2 separate regions of the Mus musculus genome follow, and region 2 is linked to region 1. The links are chromatin loops, found by intact Hi-C in ENCODE. Cell type or tissue: left cerebral cortex. All regions are shown on one strand. Links, peaks and the distances in the headings refer to the core of each region. The heading gives the core; the rest is flanking DNA. Region 1 has its middle 140 kb from the start of Gm24288. Region 2 has its middle 110 kb from the start of Gm24288.

Region 1 (8,347 bases), core at 292-8,291:
AATCCAGTCTACTTGATATCACACTATATTTTTATATCTTGTCATCATTAAAATACAGACTATTTGGTGATTAGTTTGTGCATATTATGTTTTATAAGCATGAATTCTTAGTATGCAAGTATGTATGATGCATGTTTGCAAGTATAAGATGCATGCATGTGTGTGTGTGTGTGTGTGTGTGTGTGTGTGTGTGTGAATATGGAAGTACAAGGTTGACATAAGAAGGCTATATGCCTTATTCACTGGGTCAGGGGATTACATTTAAACCTTGAGTTCAAATGTATTTATAGTCTGGCTAGGTAATGCTCCAAAAATCTCTTCTCTTCCTCTTATAAATGTTTGAATTACATTTGGGCCACAGTGCTTGTTTGGTCTTAACGCTTGCACAGCCAACACTTTAAACACTGACCCATATCCTCAGACTTAATTTGTGCATCTTCTGTTTTGTGTGATTTTATGACAATTAAGTAATTTTACAGTAAATCCAATGGGAATAATGGAATAATTTTATCACCCTAACAGTGTTTTGTCATTTTCATATTTTCTAACATTTTTACAAGTTAATAACTTTATATAGCCATCACTTCCTATTCTTTTGACCAAATAATTAAAGTGAAACCAAGGGGATATAATTTTTGTTCATGGTTTATGGTTTCAGAAAGTTTGTAATCATATAGACTTATTAGTCATGTGCTTGGGCAGGACATCCTGTCAGTGGATGACTGTGTAGAAAGAAACGTGTTTATATTATGATGAACTTCAAACAGAGAGACAGAGAACGTAAAAGCCAGGGATAATAGGACCCCCACCAATCAACTACCAATAATCCTTGAATTTTGTCCTACCTGCTACCATTTCCAAATTTTTCCACAGTAGAACTCCCTCTTAGAGATTGAGTGTTAAAATAGTGATGTATATTTCATGTTCAAATCATAGCAATTTCTAAAAGAAAAGAGATTATAATGAAATCAATGAAGATGAAGACAGGAATAAAATTTTAAAAATACTGATAGCTACCTGTAAAACTAGAGATGGTTTTATGCTAGAATTTGATTTGATTTCTTTTCTCAAAACCTTTGGTAATTTTATGGTTCAGAGTCCAGGTGTTGCTATTGAGTATGCACTGTGGTGAAAGTTTTCCCACGTGTCCATCTAACAAAGAACTGATTTCAGTGGTTGACTTGATTGTCTTGTCCAATTTGCCTCATGCAGAGCTTAGAGTCCTGTCTGAGCTAGATATATTCCAGACATCCAGTTAAATTACTGAAAAAAAAAAAAAAACCACATTAAAAAATTGTTGAATTTATCTTTGAACCCAGGATGGTATCTGAGATAAATCTTGAAGACTAGAGGGTTTTAAAAGATGATTTGAACGGAACTAAATCTCAGAATAGCACAACAGAACATTCATTTGCTTGGGTATTTACTAGAGTAGCACTCAGGACTTTGACATCATTATAAATCAAAATGTCAACAGTATGAATTGTATTTGGAAATGAGTAGGCAGCCAGTACGGACTCTAGAGTACAGCTGGTATATGCTGTTCAAATCCAGTGACCTTAAGCATATTGCCACTGCTGTTCTGTTCCAGCTGGGCTCAGGGTGTCACTCAGGGTAATTATCCCAAAGCAGATTATTATAATTAGTTCTCAATCATTTATGGTCCAAACTTCATAAATCAGGAAAAATAGAATATGTCATATAGTTAATAAAATATCATGTATTACATAAAGAAATAATTTTAAACCACCCTATATATGCTTCTAAAAATTTGTAAGATTAAATAGAATATTTTATGTATAAATAGAATATTTGTAAATATTAAATAGAATATTTTATGTAATATCTACATACCTAAATGTCAGTAAAACATCTTAAATGTATTATCCAGTTTAATGTGAATTGTATGTATGCCAAGAAAATATAACTTTGAGTGTTATTGTTTTACAACTTTCTAGGAACCAATCAAATGAACTTATCTGTGTCTAAGTCAAATGCACAAGAAAAATCATGTTTTTTTCATAGTATTAAGCAATGAACTTAGATTATGATACCTACTACATATTATATGTCAAAATATTATCTGTGTTTCTAAATTTATTAATAGTTACATTGCAACAAATACCACATAACAATAAATCAAACAAGGGAGAGTGTTGGACCTTATTAAATGAATATTTGCCATCTATTACTAGTCTATTAGAATAGTCAAAACATATACTTATCTTCAAAGACTATTTTTGTTTTTTGTCCCCAGTGCTGGTGAGAACCACACCTACTAAGCAAAACCAAGTAGTGCTAACAGCTGGGCTTGTGCCCTCATACCTGAGACAGCTTCTCTTTTGGCCCAAGGGAAGCAATTTTGGACTAATCAAATTTATGTGCTTCTAGTGTTTTTTTTGTTGTTGTTGTTGTTGTTGTTGTTGTTTGTTTTGTTTTGTTTTGTTTTCTTAATGATATGCTCACAGAGTATCTAAAACATGCTTGACTTTGGAGTGACCTATGGAAATATAGTAGGAATCAAGTTCCTTGATGGATTTTGATGGACAAAGGGACAAAGTGTTTATTTTGACCATTCTCCAAATAAGTTGTTTCTTCATACGCACTCAATGGATGTACCCTTTATTTAATCAATACTAATTCTTATCAAGACAAGGTTAGTAGAAGTTAACTCTTGCCTATAATACTAGTTGGACTTTTCTTCTGATACCATGTCATGATATTAAACATAGGCACATTTCATCTCAAGTATTCATAAAAAGAAAATCTACCCAGAGCCTGACAAAAAAAACAAAACAAAACATATTTTAGCTAAAGTATGAAAATGCCACACAGGCATTGTGGTTAAGCCACTAGACCTGTGATTCTCTTTGGACCTCTCCCAACCTGTGGCGTCTGACTGTGCTTTTCCTCAAAGCATCCTGTATGTCAACTTTCAGAACAGAGAGATCGATAGTTTTCTTTTTCTCTCTCTCTCTGTATTTCTTTTTTTTTTTATTATTACGTATTTTCCTCAATTACATTTCCAATGCTATCCCAAAAGTCCCCCATAGCCTCCCCCAACTCCCCTACCCACGCATTCCCACTTTTTGGCCCTGGCGTTCCCCTGTACTGGGGCATATAAAGTTTGCCTGTCCAATGGGACTCTCTTTCCAGTGATGGCCGACTAGGCCATCTTTTGATACATATGCAGCTAGAGTCAAGAGCTCCGGGGTACTGGTTAGTTCATAATGTTGTTGCACCTACAGGGTTGCAGATCTCTTTAGCTCCTTGGATACTTTCTCTAACTTCTCCATTGGGGGCCCTGTGATCCATCCAATAGCTGACTGTGAGCATCCACTTCTGTGTTTGCTAGGCCCCAGCCTAGTCTCACTAGAGACAGCTATATCTGTGGCTACTTCTTCCTTTATGTTTTTAATCCCTTCTTCTTACCTTTTCATGCTTTAAATGTTGCATTACCTGAGTGATTATTCTTGAAAGTGTCCTTTTGTTATCTTCTCTCATTTCCTACATATTTTATGTAGCTTTGTGTGTAGACAATCTCTATGCTGATCACACTGTTGATACAATAGAAACTTTCATTGCATTCCAGGTTAGAAGCACAGTTTCTACCATGTCCACATTGTACTTCCCAGGTCTTCTATATCTGCTTTCCCATTTCTGGCAAGCCAGAGTTACACGGTGAGACTATGTATTTAAAGGAAAAGAATAACAAAGTAATTTATTGTTGCATAGCTGAAAGTAGAAATAAAAACAGCTGAGATATTTCTACTTGATAATATAAATGTAGCACTCGCATTTAAATATGTAAAATTTGCACATTCTATAGTTTTTTGTTTAGTTTTGTTTTTTGTTTGTTTGTTTGTTTGTTTTGTTTTTAATAGTATCTCCAAGTAGTACTGGCCATCATGGAGCTTACTATGTAGACCACACTAGCTGGCTTGAAACTCACTGAAATCTTCCTACTTCTTGTATACTGAGAGTAAAGAAATATGCCTCCATGACTGCCTTATAATTACTTTCCAAAGAAATATATAGAATTTCAGTCAATCGTTGTTCATTTTGTGAGTCAACATACTACGAAAATATAACACATATTTAAACTTTATTCTTCTGTTCTTTGGTGAATTAGTATCTAATCTAAAAGTAATATTGGTAATACATTAGTATTTACACGTTAAACTTTTTAACTTAAAGAAAATATATAGCTTCAAAATATGACTTACTTCCCATCCAAGGCTGCACATAGTGAGAACTTGTCTTTAAAAAATTAAACCGAGCTGGGCATGGTGGCGCATGCCTTTAATCCCAGCACTCGGGAGGCAGAGGCAGGCAGATTTCTGAGTTCGAGGCCAGCCTGGTCTACAAAGTGAGTTCCAGGACAGCCAGGGCTACACAGAGAAACCATGTCTCAAAAAACTGAAAGAAATAAGAAAAAAGAAAACCAACCCAAAACCAGACATGATTTGCTTAGATTTTTGTGCCATAAAGCATGAGCTGAGCCATGCATCGTCCCTGTGGTTCCATAAATGTATTTCGTTTACATGTTTGCAATAAAATCACTACATTAATTTTCAAAACTAAAAGGTTTTGAACAAACTGAACATTAGTAATATTCAAATATTGACAGAAGCTGTCTTCAAAATGACTTCCTGAGTTATTTTATAGCTATGTATATGGACATATGTACACCTAACATTCAGCAAGTTCCTGTTTTGTTTTCATTTTCTTTTATAAATACCCATATCCACAAAAAGATGAGAAACCTACTTTTTACTGTAGATTTTACTAAAAAATAAAATTGTATGTTGCTTTAAATTTTGTTGTGTCTGGGACAATTTAAATCCCCGATAGACATCCTTTGATTTTATCGAAACAGAAACAAAGATGCCCGAGGATTTCTACAGATTCACACCTTCATGGTGAAATGGAATAGTGAGGATCCAGCCCCCATAAGTGGTTGTGTTTATTGCTCTGTGGGCCCTGCAGCTGCTTTACAGAAGCTGGGGGAGGACATCTCAAAGTGCAGGTGGCTACTGGCTCGCCTTCGGTAGTGACTCAAGCATTTAGTCTGGAAAGGAGGCCAGGTGGTCCTTGGGGAATTATAGAAAGTAGCATGTAGAAGCTGAAATGAGAAAAACCTGGGGAATAAACACAAAAGCATGTGTTCACAGGGCACGCTGGAAGGAATGCCAACTCAGCAGAAATATGGTAACTAGGCCAGTCGGCACTGTCTCCTTAGTTTAAATTATTCCTAAGAAATTCTTTCCTGTCTCATTCTTAACCTTCACTTCTGCTGTATTTTCAATTGTGAAAAAAAAAGTATAAATTAGGGAAACAGACTCAAATTCAGCAAATTCAATGTTATGTCCTTACAGAGCCTTTGGCTATAGTTCCTCCAACTTATAAATACACAATCCTGCTGATATTGACTGATGATTTATGATTTTTACTTTTCATTTGATTATACATTTTTCTCTTTCAGTGTAAATTATGCAAAACATTAGTGTATTAATAAGTAGTTTTCATTCATTTTTAACCATTCATATTAAGAATTTGCAAGTATCAGTGATTAATCTCTTTAATTTGATAAGCTTCATACACATAGCATTATGTGTCAGTTCTTGGAAAATAGCTTACCAAGCACACGTATGCATGAGAATTTATGCTAATTAAACAAGAATAGAGGTCAGCTTTTCTAAGTAAGAACCTGTTCAACAATGGGTATTTATTTAGAATATAGTGAATGATGAGATTGAAACTATTAACATTTCCAAATTTCAGCCTGATTTTTAATTTCTTTTTCTTTTAACAGTCATGTTAAAAGATGGAGACCAGGTTATGTTTACAAGCTGATCATAAAAATTATATTAATTAAATTTCTGTTAATGGAAATAATTATATGAAACATTTTTTAAAAAATTAAGCATCTCATTAAATTATCAAGCCATGATAAATGAGAGACAATATTTCTATCTTTAATTTTAGTCAAGTAGCCTAAATCCCTGAGTCTGGGTAGGAACCCAGCCTAGCTGGTTCTAGATTCCTTACTCTTGAGGTTTGAATGGGAATGGCCTCCACAGCTTTATATCTTTGAATATCTAGTTCCCAGTTGGTAGAACTGTTTGGGAAGGATTAGAAGGTGTGACATTGTTGGAAGAGGTGTGTCACTGAGGGTAAACTTCTGGGTTTCAAAAGCCCACTCTGCTTAATATCATTTATCAGTGAGTACATACCATGTGCATTCTTTTGTGACTGGGTTATCTCACTCAGAATAGTAATTTCTAGTTCCACCCATTTGCCTGTGAATTTCATGAAGTCACTGTGTTTAATAGCTTAGTAGCACTCCATTCTGTAAATATACCACATTTTCTGTATCCATTCCTCTGTTGAGGAACATCTGGGTTGTTTCCAGCTTCTGGCTATTATAAATAAGTCTGCTATGAACATAGTGGAGCATGTGTCCTTTTTATACCTTGAAGCATCTTTTGGGTATATGTCCAAGTGTGGTATAGCTGGGTCCTCAGGTAGTTGACACCAAACCCAGACACTACTGCTGATGCCAAAAAGTGCTTGCTGACAGGAGCCTTATATAGATGTCTCCTGAGAGACTCTGCCAGTGCCTGAACAATACAGAGGCAGATGGTCACAGGCAATCATCGAACTGAGCAGGGGACCCCAATTAAGGAGTTAGGGGAAGGATTGAAGGAGCTGAAGTGGTTTGCAAAACTATAGGAAGAACAAAAACATCAACCAGACACCCCAGAGCTCCCAGGGACAAAATCACCAACCAAAGAGTACACATGGAGAGACCCATGCCTCCAGCTGCATTTGTAGCAGAAGATAGCCTTATCTGGCATCAGTAGGAGGAGAGGCACTTGGTCCTGTGAAGACTCTATGACCCAGTGTAAGGGAATAATAGGGTGGTGAAGTAAGAGTGGGTGGATTAGTGTGGAAGCAGTCTCATAGAAGCAGGGGGAGGGGAAATGGGATAGGGGATTTGTGGAGGCGAAACTGGGAAAAGGAATAACACTTGAAATGTAAATAAATAAAATAACCAACAAAAAAGAAAGTAACAAGTCAAAACAAAGTAACAACTCAAAAGATAGAACAACTTGTGGAAGTGAAATTGACATCAAAGTAGCCTGATAACTTTTGTGTTAATAACTTTCATTCCATCTACAGAAGTCAGATTTGTTATTCTGGACACTACAATAAAATCACATATATATGAAAAGGCCCACTCTTCCTTGATTTTGTGGCTCAAGAATTTTGTGTTCTCAACCACTGTACCAGTTTTACACCCACCTACTTCCTACATTGCTCCCCACCATGATGGACATGGACTCTAACCCCTGGAACCATACTAGAAATTTAATTCTTAATTCTTAAAGTTAACTTGGTTGTGATGTTTTCCAAAATACTGTATAATTCACTAGTCAATATTGCTGATAAATGAGCCTGGATGTAGAGGCAAACCTTAGAACACGGGTAACCCATAACTTTAATGACATGATATCACAAATGTGTTTGTGGTGTTGTTTGTGTTTTTTTTTCCTGTACAAAACTCAGAGATATCATTGTGTTAATGCAGTGAATTATTTCTTTTTAGGGGGACCTATTAAAAATTATAAATATGTATGAGAATCTAAAATGCCTTAACAAATGTATATATTCTTCAAGTTGGTTTTATCATTTATTCCCGTTTTACCCAAGATATCTATATTTAATGTGTGAATGTGTCAAAATCTGTCCATTCCATTATTACTAAAAAAAATTATATGCTTTTCCACCTTACTCTACCAATTGGTTTTGTAATGAACCTCCTTGTCACTCTAGAAATATGTAAAATTTTAGGCACAGATGCATGATAGTCAGCTAATATATTCTTTCCATAAGAATATTCTTGAAGGATATATCCTTGACACTGAATCTTATATGTCCTAGAGTGTGAATAATCGTCTGTGTATATATAGGTATAGGATGTTCTCTCAAGTTTTAAGTGTAAGAAGATTCTTTGCATGTATTTTTTTCACATGATCAAGTCCATATTATATGTCTGTATTTTATTTTACTTTAAAATAATTTATCACTATAAAGATTGAGATAGAGTCCATCAATGGTAAAATAATGTTTTTTCTTATTTTGAAAGGGAGGACAATGTAGGAGTTATTAAAGGTTTCTTTACTATGGTGATTTTCATTTATTTACTGGAGTTCAAATCTGGATAAGTAAAAAGGAAACACTGAAGGAGTCCTTGATAATACAGCTACCCAGTTCTGAATAAGACAGTGGTCATAGAAATGCAGGTTGAAATTGACTGCATAAAATTCCCTCTCTCTCTCTC
Region 2 (8,347 bases), core at 48-8,047, 250 kb before region 1:
GCTGAAGTGTGTGTTTTGTATGCAGCAAAATAGTGGATCCTGTTTTTGCATCTATATGGTTAGCCTTTTTCTTTTTCTTTTTTTTTAATTGGGGAATGGAGTCCATTAACGTTTAGAGATATTAATGAGCAGTGATTGTTATTTTCTGTTATTTTAATAATGATAGTGTTAGTGTGTGTACATGTGTGTACGTGTGTGTGCATGTGTGAGTGTGTGAGTGTTTGTGTGTGTGTGTGTGTGTGCTTTCCTTGTTTTTGCTGGTATGAAATTACGTACATCCTGTATTTTCTTGGATGCAGTTATTCTTCTTAGTTTGGAGTTTTCCTTCTAGTATTTTCTATAGGACTGGATTTGTGGATAGATATTGCTTGAATCTGGATTTGTCTTGAAATATCTTGTTTTCAACATCTATCGTGATTGAGAGTTTTTCTGGGTATACTAGTCTCTGTTGGCATCTTTGGTTTTTTTAGAGGTTGCAAGACATCATTCTAGGCCCTTTTAGCTTTTAGGATCTCTGTTGAGAAGTTGGGTTTAATTCTGATAGTTCTGCCTTTGTATGTAACCTGGCATTTTTCCACTGCTGCCTTTAATATTCTATTTTTGTTCTGTAGATTTTGTGTTTTGATTATAATGAGCCAGGCAGGTTTTCTTTCCTGGTCCAATCTATTTGGTGTTCTATAAGCTTCTTCCATGTTTATAAGTATCTCTTTCTTTAGGTTGGGAAAGTTTTCTTTTATTGTTTTTTTGAGAATAATATTCTGGGCCATTAGCTGGGACTCTTCTTCTTTTATTCTTATTCTCCTATTCTTAAATCTTTTCATGGTATCCCAGATTTCCTGGATATCCTTTGTGAGAAAATTTTAGCTTTAACATTTTCTTTGAGTGATGTATTAATTTTTTCTATTATATCTTCTGTGCCTGAGATTATCTCTTTCATCTATTGTATTCTTTGGGGATGCTTGCATCTCCTGTTCGTGCTCTCTTTCCTAGATTTTCCATCTTCAGGATTTCTTCAGATTGTGTTTTCTTGATTGCTTCTCTTTCCACTTTCAAGTCTTGTCCAGTTTTATTTATTCCCTTCACTTGTTTAATTATATTTTTCTGTATGGCTTTAAAGAGAAAATGAATAAATCCATTTAAGAAATACAGAAAATACAACCAAAGAGATAAAGGTCCTTAAAGAAGAAACTAATAAAGACTCTATTATCATTATGAGATTGGATTTAGGGTAATTTTCTTGTGGTTCAGCTGTGTTAGATTATCCAGGGCTTCCTCTAGTGGGTTATCTGTGCTTTGGAGGTGTCATATTGCCCTAGCTCTTGTTCACTGTGATCTTTTGAGGGTTTTTAGGCATCAGGATAGTTTAGGTCCCTGGATGTTTTTGTTGTCATTGGAAGACCTCTATTGTCCTGGTGCGGCAGACCTCTGATGGGTATCCTTGGCCTGTATAGTTTTGAACCTGCAGTTCTGTGTGCTTCAGGAACCTCAGGTCTGATGAAAGTGGAAGGAGAGGTGTCAAGAGACAAAAAGCTCCCCAAGGATAGCAGGCTGCTCAGGGCAACTTGGTTTGGCCCAGAGGACTCGGCAAACAGGGAAGATGTGTGGGTTCAGGGAAGCTTACATCTATGGTTCAGGAGACTCAGCTTTGATGAAAGGGGTTGGGGAGGCAGCAGGAGAATGGAGGTTCCACTGGGATAGCATAGTGCTCAGGGTATCTTGACTTGGCCCAGTGAGCTCAGAGAGCAGGAAAGATGGTAGGGGAAGGAAAGTGAACCTGTATGATTCAGAAGTCTGATGGAGGTGAAGTAGAGACAGTGGGAGAATGGAGATCTTCTTGATACAGACTCTTCTAAATTTTACTTAAAAAAAAATCTTAGTGCTGGGCGTGGTGGCACACCCTTTTAATCCCAGCACTCAGGAGGCAGAGGCAGGCAGATTTCTGAGTTCTAGGCCAGCCTGGTCTACAAAGTGAGTCCCAGGACAGCCAGGGCTACACAGAGAAACACTGTCTAGAAAAACAAACAAACAAACAAACAAACAAAAAATCTTAAATGGTAAATATCTTACCCAGCTTATAGAAAAGCATGTACATTTTCAGGTTTCCTCATTCTTTACATTATAAATTGCAATAGCTTTTCTATCAACTGTGTAGTCTAATGAGCTAATTTAATTTATTAAATCATAACTGGAGTCAGTATAAGCACTTGTAGCTAGACATCCATTCGTTCTGCCTCTAGAGTACCTTAATATGTATTAGGGTTAGTATGAATATAAGTTTTTAACAACTATGTTCATATTTGAAATATAATGAAAGGATATTCATTAATCCTTAAAGGAACTTATATGTAGTGAAAACTAACAATTTTAATGGACTCTTGCTTGGAATTAGAGGGATTTTGTATGACTCATATCTCATTTTAATGAACTCTTGCTTGGATTAAAGTGATTTTTAGTGTAGCTCATATCTCTGTGTGTTCATTTTCACATGTATGAAAGCAGATACATAACATCACTGGCTCTGCTAACTAAAATGGGATTCAACATTAAATAGGCACACATTATTCTTAGAAGTTGTCTTCTATGCACTGTTTCTTAGTAAAAGGAAGTGAGCTCCTTATCTACTAGGCAAGAAAAGTCCTAGATTAACATGAGATATATTGTGCTGGAAAAACTCAAAACAGAATATACTGAATGTTATTTCCATGCAAAGTGAACTGATCATCCTTCTAATTCAGATATCCATTTGAGAAACTTGGAGAACGTTAACATAAATATTATTCCTTATAATAATACTGTTCATGTACACTTTGAGAAACAAGCAAAACTTAAACATTTTATAAAGATCAAAGTATTTATATAATTGTAAATGTGTCTCAGTAAACTTAAATGCAAAAAAGAAGACACCAACTATGCTGCAGCAAACCTTAGTAACAGTTTATAAAATGACTAAGGTGAACATCCTTTAAAATGTACAGGTAAAAACCGTGTTCTGGAGAACTGGAGAGATGAGTCCATGTTTAAGAGCACTTGGGGACCTTGAAGATGATTTGTGTTCAATTCCTAGCATTGAAATGGCAGTTTACAACCACCTGAAACTCCAGCTACACTGTGTCTGACAGGCTGCTCTGGGCCATCTTCTCTGACTGAACATAGACCCAACAGTCCTCTGCAATATATGTGTTGGGAACCTCATATCATCTGGTTTATGCTGCTGGTTGGTGTTCCAGTGTCTGAGATCTTGGGGGTCCAGTATAATTGAGACTGCTGATTCTCCTACAGGGTTGCCCTCCTCCTCAGCTTCTTCCAGCTTTTCCCTAATTCAACCACAGGGGTTAGCAGGTTCTGTTCATTGGTTGGGTGCAAATATCTGCATCTGACTCTTTAAGCTGCTTGCTTTTGGAGGGCAGTCATGATAGGTTCCTTTTTGTGTGCGTTCGATAGCCTCAGCAATAGTGTCAGGACTTAGGGCCTCCCTTTGTTATGGATCCCACATTGAGCCTGTTGCTACAATTTTACTTTAAAAAGAAAAGTAGAGAAAGAGTTTTTTGATTTGTTTTGATTACCCATGGCATATTCTAAGTGAAAAAAAGTTAAATCCATTCCACAGACCCACAGTTTATTTTCTTTTGGAAAAATCTTATGTGTCAGTTCCCTTGATATGTACTAAATGCTGCAGCTACAACAGGATCAGTCTGAATGAGAATAATTTGTGACATGTACATTCATTTATAAAAAGAAATAACTGTTATGTAAAGAAACAATTTATATAAGAGACCTTAGAAATCTGACTTAAATATTTCATATTTTCTTACAAATGAATATATGCATTAGATTCTTTTTGATATTTATATCTGAGGAACGAAAGATGTGTTAGTCAGCCTGCCTTGTATGAGCTCCAATTCTGAAGTAGGAATGTGGAAAGAAAATGGCAATTGGAAGGAAAGGCTGATTTGGGTTTGGTTTCCATCTGCTTACATTGCTCTTCTCTGAGTAAGAACAAATGCATGGGCTTTGACATATAAAAGTCCAAGTAGAAGTAGAGCTTAGTATCTAGGGAACACAGAGGTAAAGGGCAATATCCCACAGTCCAGTTGCAATAAAGCATGGGGCGTGGCATTATTTTCCTAGGAAAACATGACAGATGAAGTAGTTGAAACACAATGACTTTATGCATAATAAGGTATGTGTATATGCTGATGAATGCATGTAAAACTGTGTAGATATGTATGTGTGAGTGAACATGAAGTTCAGCTGTCAGTCTTATATTAGATGTCATGATGTTATTCCTCGGGAGTTTTTCTGTCAGTGTATTTGAAATAATTTTAATAAAAATAAAAAATCCTTGCAGATTAGTTGGGTTCAATCCCCAGCGTTGATTTGGCCCTTAAAACCACCTATAACTCCAGCTACACTGTATCTGATACCCTGTTCTGGTCTCTACAGTTACTACATACATACATTACACACACATACAATCATACACATAAAATATTAATAGATATATCTTTAAAAATAGCAATGTTATGTCCACATCTGCTGGTGAGGAAAACACATCATCAAATCATCATAGATGTATTCCATTTTATCTAAACACATTGACCACATATACTCATCACTACCTTCTTTCAACTTCCAGCTATCCCAAAACCTGTCTCTCCCAACATCAGGTCTCTTCTCACGTTTTCATTTTTTTATTAATACCCTGAGTACATTTAGTGCTGCCTTTATGCACATGGGTGTGAGACCATATACTAGGACCCCCCAAAAACCTATAAGCAGTCATGTTTTCCAATGAATATGACTATCTTTTTCTCAGCAGCTGTCAGCAGCCAGAATCTCCTTTGAGGAGGTGTGGTGTCAAGAATGTCTCTTCTAGCTATGTGGGCTTTTAATTGTCTTGTTTTGTTTAGGTAACCATTGAGGGTGGATCTCTCTCTCTCTCTCTCTCTCTCTCTCTCTCTCTCTCTCTCTCTCTCTCTCTGGAATTTAGGGATAACCAACTGAGTCTAGACTTGTTGAACAAAGTTCAGGGATTCAAAATCATTCCACTATATTTTATTTGTTATCTGAGTTTTGAGGATCAAGTTCCTATCATTGGGACTTCAAGTCAAGCATGTAATGATACATATCAGCCTTAAAGAAATTACTCTTGATTCTGGTTTGATTTTTGCTTCAGTTTTCATATAGCCTCTTCCAGAGGTTCCATGATATGGCTATTTAAAGTAACTTTAAAGGGTTTTTCTGTAGCATGTATTGGTATTTTGCTTTCATCATGAGTGTGCAAGAGTCAGTGAATGTCAACAGATGAATCAGATCCCATCAAAATTGCAAGCATTTCTAAGTAGGAGATCAAACCTGGTCTTCAATAAGAACAGCAGATGTTCTTAACTGCTGAATCAGTTCTGTTGCCTTGGGGGGTGGGTGTTTTAATGAGTAAATAATAAGAAATAAGCTTTGAGATATAATGTGGTAACATAAGTTTTCAGGTCAAATTAAAATGAGTGAGCTAAAGCACTCTTTGCATTATTGCATAGAGCTTGGTAATTAAGGTACTTTGGCTTTCTCCAGTAATGCACAGCCTTTTCTTGCTTAACTATGCCTTCTGTCCATTCTAGGACAATCTACCACAAAAATATGAGATTAGTCTGGGTTGTGACTGTGGGAAGGTATACTTCTGAGAATTGAACGGGCTGTGATGAAAAGATCATCTGCACTCACTGCATTCTTTAAAACAAACCTGTAGAATGGGATTACTATGATATTCTGATACTTAGTTCATTTGTAAATGTTCTGAGAAAATCCTTGTTCAACAGGAAATTGAAGGACAAAGACAAAAGCCATCCACTGATAACTCCTGTGATATCTTTTCTAACTGGTCCTTCATTTCCAGTCCCAGATAAAAAATCATGATATTGAATGTATTAAGTAAGTTCAGTGTCCACAATATTTACAGAAAGCAAATGTTTACCTCTGCACACTGATAGGGTTCACATTCCCAGCATCGCCTCTAAATACCAGGACCCACTACAGGTCTTCCATTCTTGCTGTTCTGTGTCACAGGGTAATTTCAAAGCATGTGGCATATAAGAGCTAATTTAGTCTGAGAGACACCTATACATGGCATTATCCCAATTTAAAAGGAAATAAAAGCAAAGTACTGAGCTTGTGGTATAGTTCAGTTCATAGAGTACATACCTACCATGCACAAAGCCCTGCGTTTGACTCCCTAGCACAATATAAATCAGCTATAGTGGTACATGCCTGTAATACCGACACTTGGGAAGTAGAGGTACAAGAATCAGAAGTTCAAAATAACTTTTTGATGCATAGCAAGTTCAAGCAGGTGACATGAGACCCTGTTAACAATATATGTATCTCCCAAATTGTCTTCACAACAATACAGTTATGTGTGTGTGCTTGAATATGTGCACGTGTGTATAGTACATTAATATTTTTGTCTGTTGATTTGTGTGTTCCTGCATGTGTGTGTGCACCTGCACATGTGTATGTTTGCATATATGTGTATGTGCACTTCTGTGCACATTTGGTGCTGCTTGTTTTCATGCTAGTTATAAACTGTTATTGTAGAACTCTGATTTCTTGCTTGCCTTTGTTTCTTCTTGGCTTTATTATCCTTCAGTCTTTAGTTTTCACTGATTCTGAAAAGCTGATCAGTCTATTCCTCATTGTCACCTCTCCTAGGAGCAGACATATGCCAGGTGTTTCAGGATGATAAAACACTGTGTGCTGCTTCCATGGCTGTAAAGCTGAGAAAGTGACTTCAGCTCCCATTCATTCTCAGCTTGTTTGCTTCATCGGTTTAAATGTCTGCAGACAACAATCAACGAGGAAAGAATAACAACACTTCTAATCTCCTCTTTTGATATTACTCTATCATTTCAAGCTTAAAGTAGACCAGTGGTTTTTTCCTCATTTGTTTTCCTCTCTAATAAAACCCTGACAGCTCAAGCAATGTGTTATAAGACCTTGAAAAGAGATTAAAACTTTCTATTCTCACTCTTTCTTAGTTAGTCATGCGAAATCATCACTTACACTTCCTGTTATTTTATTATTTCTTGTTTTTATATACACACCCTGAGTGTTTCTTTGAATGTGCACTTCCTTATGGAATATCCTTCTGTCTTGAAACAATATTTTGTAAAATAGTCTAGAGTTCAAAGTTTGGCATTTAAATATAAGTAGGATATTTGGCAATCTGAATTTTTAAAATGGAAAATTTTGTAATTGCAAATATTACAGAAATAGATCAAACATGACATAGTTGCCTTAGCTGTTAACAGCTTCTGTGATAGCAAGTTGTCTGCTGAGAAACCTAGAGAAATCATGGATAACTGAGTGAAACAAAAAGTTGGAGAAATACCTGAACATTACTATTCCTGAAACAGAAACAACTGAATGCACTGAAGTCAGGGGAGATCCTGAGGGGAAAATCCAAAGTGGCAGCTGCTTGTGCCCAGGCTGAAGGTCTAGTTGATGTCTGTAAACAATGACTGTAGGGACAGTGAGCTGGATCACAAGGACTGGACAAACTGTTAGTGTTAAGTACTCATGATGAAATATTCTGAAGTAGACATTAAATTCTCATCATGACTCCTCCTGGGGTCACTGTTACAGACAACATGTGATAGTCTCACCTCCTGAGAGTGAGAAGTGCCATGGGGGGCGATTCCGGGAGCCCAGAGCTCTTGAACAGTGCAGGTTCTGAAGTCCAAGGTTGAGAGTTATGCTTCATGCTTAATATAATCTACATAGATGGTTCCCAATGATAATCCTAGGAATTACCATCAAGGGTTAAAACACTCTCCTCTAATCTCTCCACACTAGCGCCCTTCCTTCTTTCACCCAAGGAGTCCAGACTTCACACTGATGAAACAACCTTGGAAATAGGCGATGAACCAGTAGAAGAAAGAAATACAGATGGGTGTGGGGTGTGGTCATGGAAGCAGACAGAAGGCCTCCTGAGTGCCCAGGAAACTACTTCCTGCCATTGCCAGCCACAGTGAGCATAGTAACCACACTATTCAACTCAGCACTTGTTTCGCCCCAGAAACTCAATCCAAATGGTAATTTGTTTAAATTGCACTGGGGAAATATACTGCAATTTTGGTTTATAGGTTTGAATTGGAGTTTTGTATTATAACTCCCCATGAGCCCAGTTTGCTAAAAAGAACATCATAAGAAGGGAGGAGTTCAAAGCCCACCCAATCAAGGAAGAAATACTGAAGGATGCAATGATATCTTTAATCTAACATACTTTCATTAAACTTCACCTGTTACTTTAATTTTGTCATATTTAATTTAAAAATCTTAACTCTTGCCAAGCAGT

The links. Hi-C counts contacts between places; a loop is a spot of excess contacts. Peaks named below come from ENCODE experiments on the same cell type or tissue, not always from the same donor. Only the 100,000 strongest peaks of a DNase experiment are listed, where the experiment ranks them.
Region 2: a loop joins it to region 1, with 1.9 times the contacts of the local background. A loop is called at or near these places in 2 of 42 quality-filtered maps.

Annotation. Positions count from the first base shown.
Region 1 is chr8:6,356,545-6,364,891 of GRCm38, forward strand. No RefSeq gene overlaps it. Among named protein-coding and RNA genes, the nearest start is that of Gm24288, 140 kb to the left of the region's middle. In left cerebral cortex, for the core only: no CTCF peak of the experiment used is centred there; a DNase peak (open chromatin) is centred at 5,071.
Region 2 is chr8:6,107,634-6,115,980 of GRCm38, forward strand. No RefSeq gene overlaps it. Among named protein-coding and RNA genes, the nearest start is that of Gm24288, 110 kb to the right of the region's middle. In left cerebral cortex, for the core only: no CTCF peak of the experiment used is centred there; a DNase peak (open chromatin) is centred at 3,928; H3K27ac peaks cover 2,163 bases.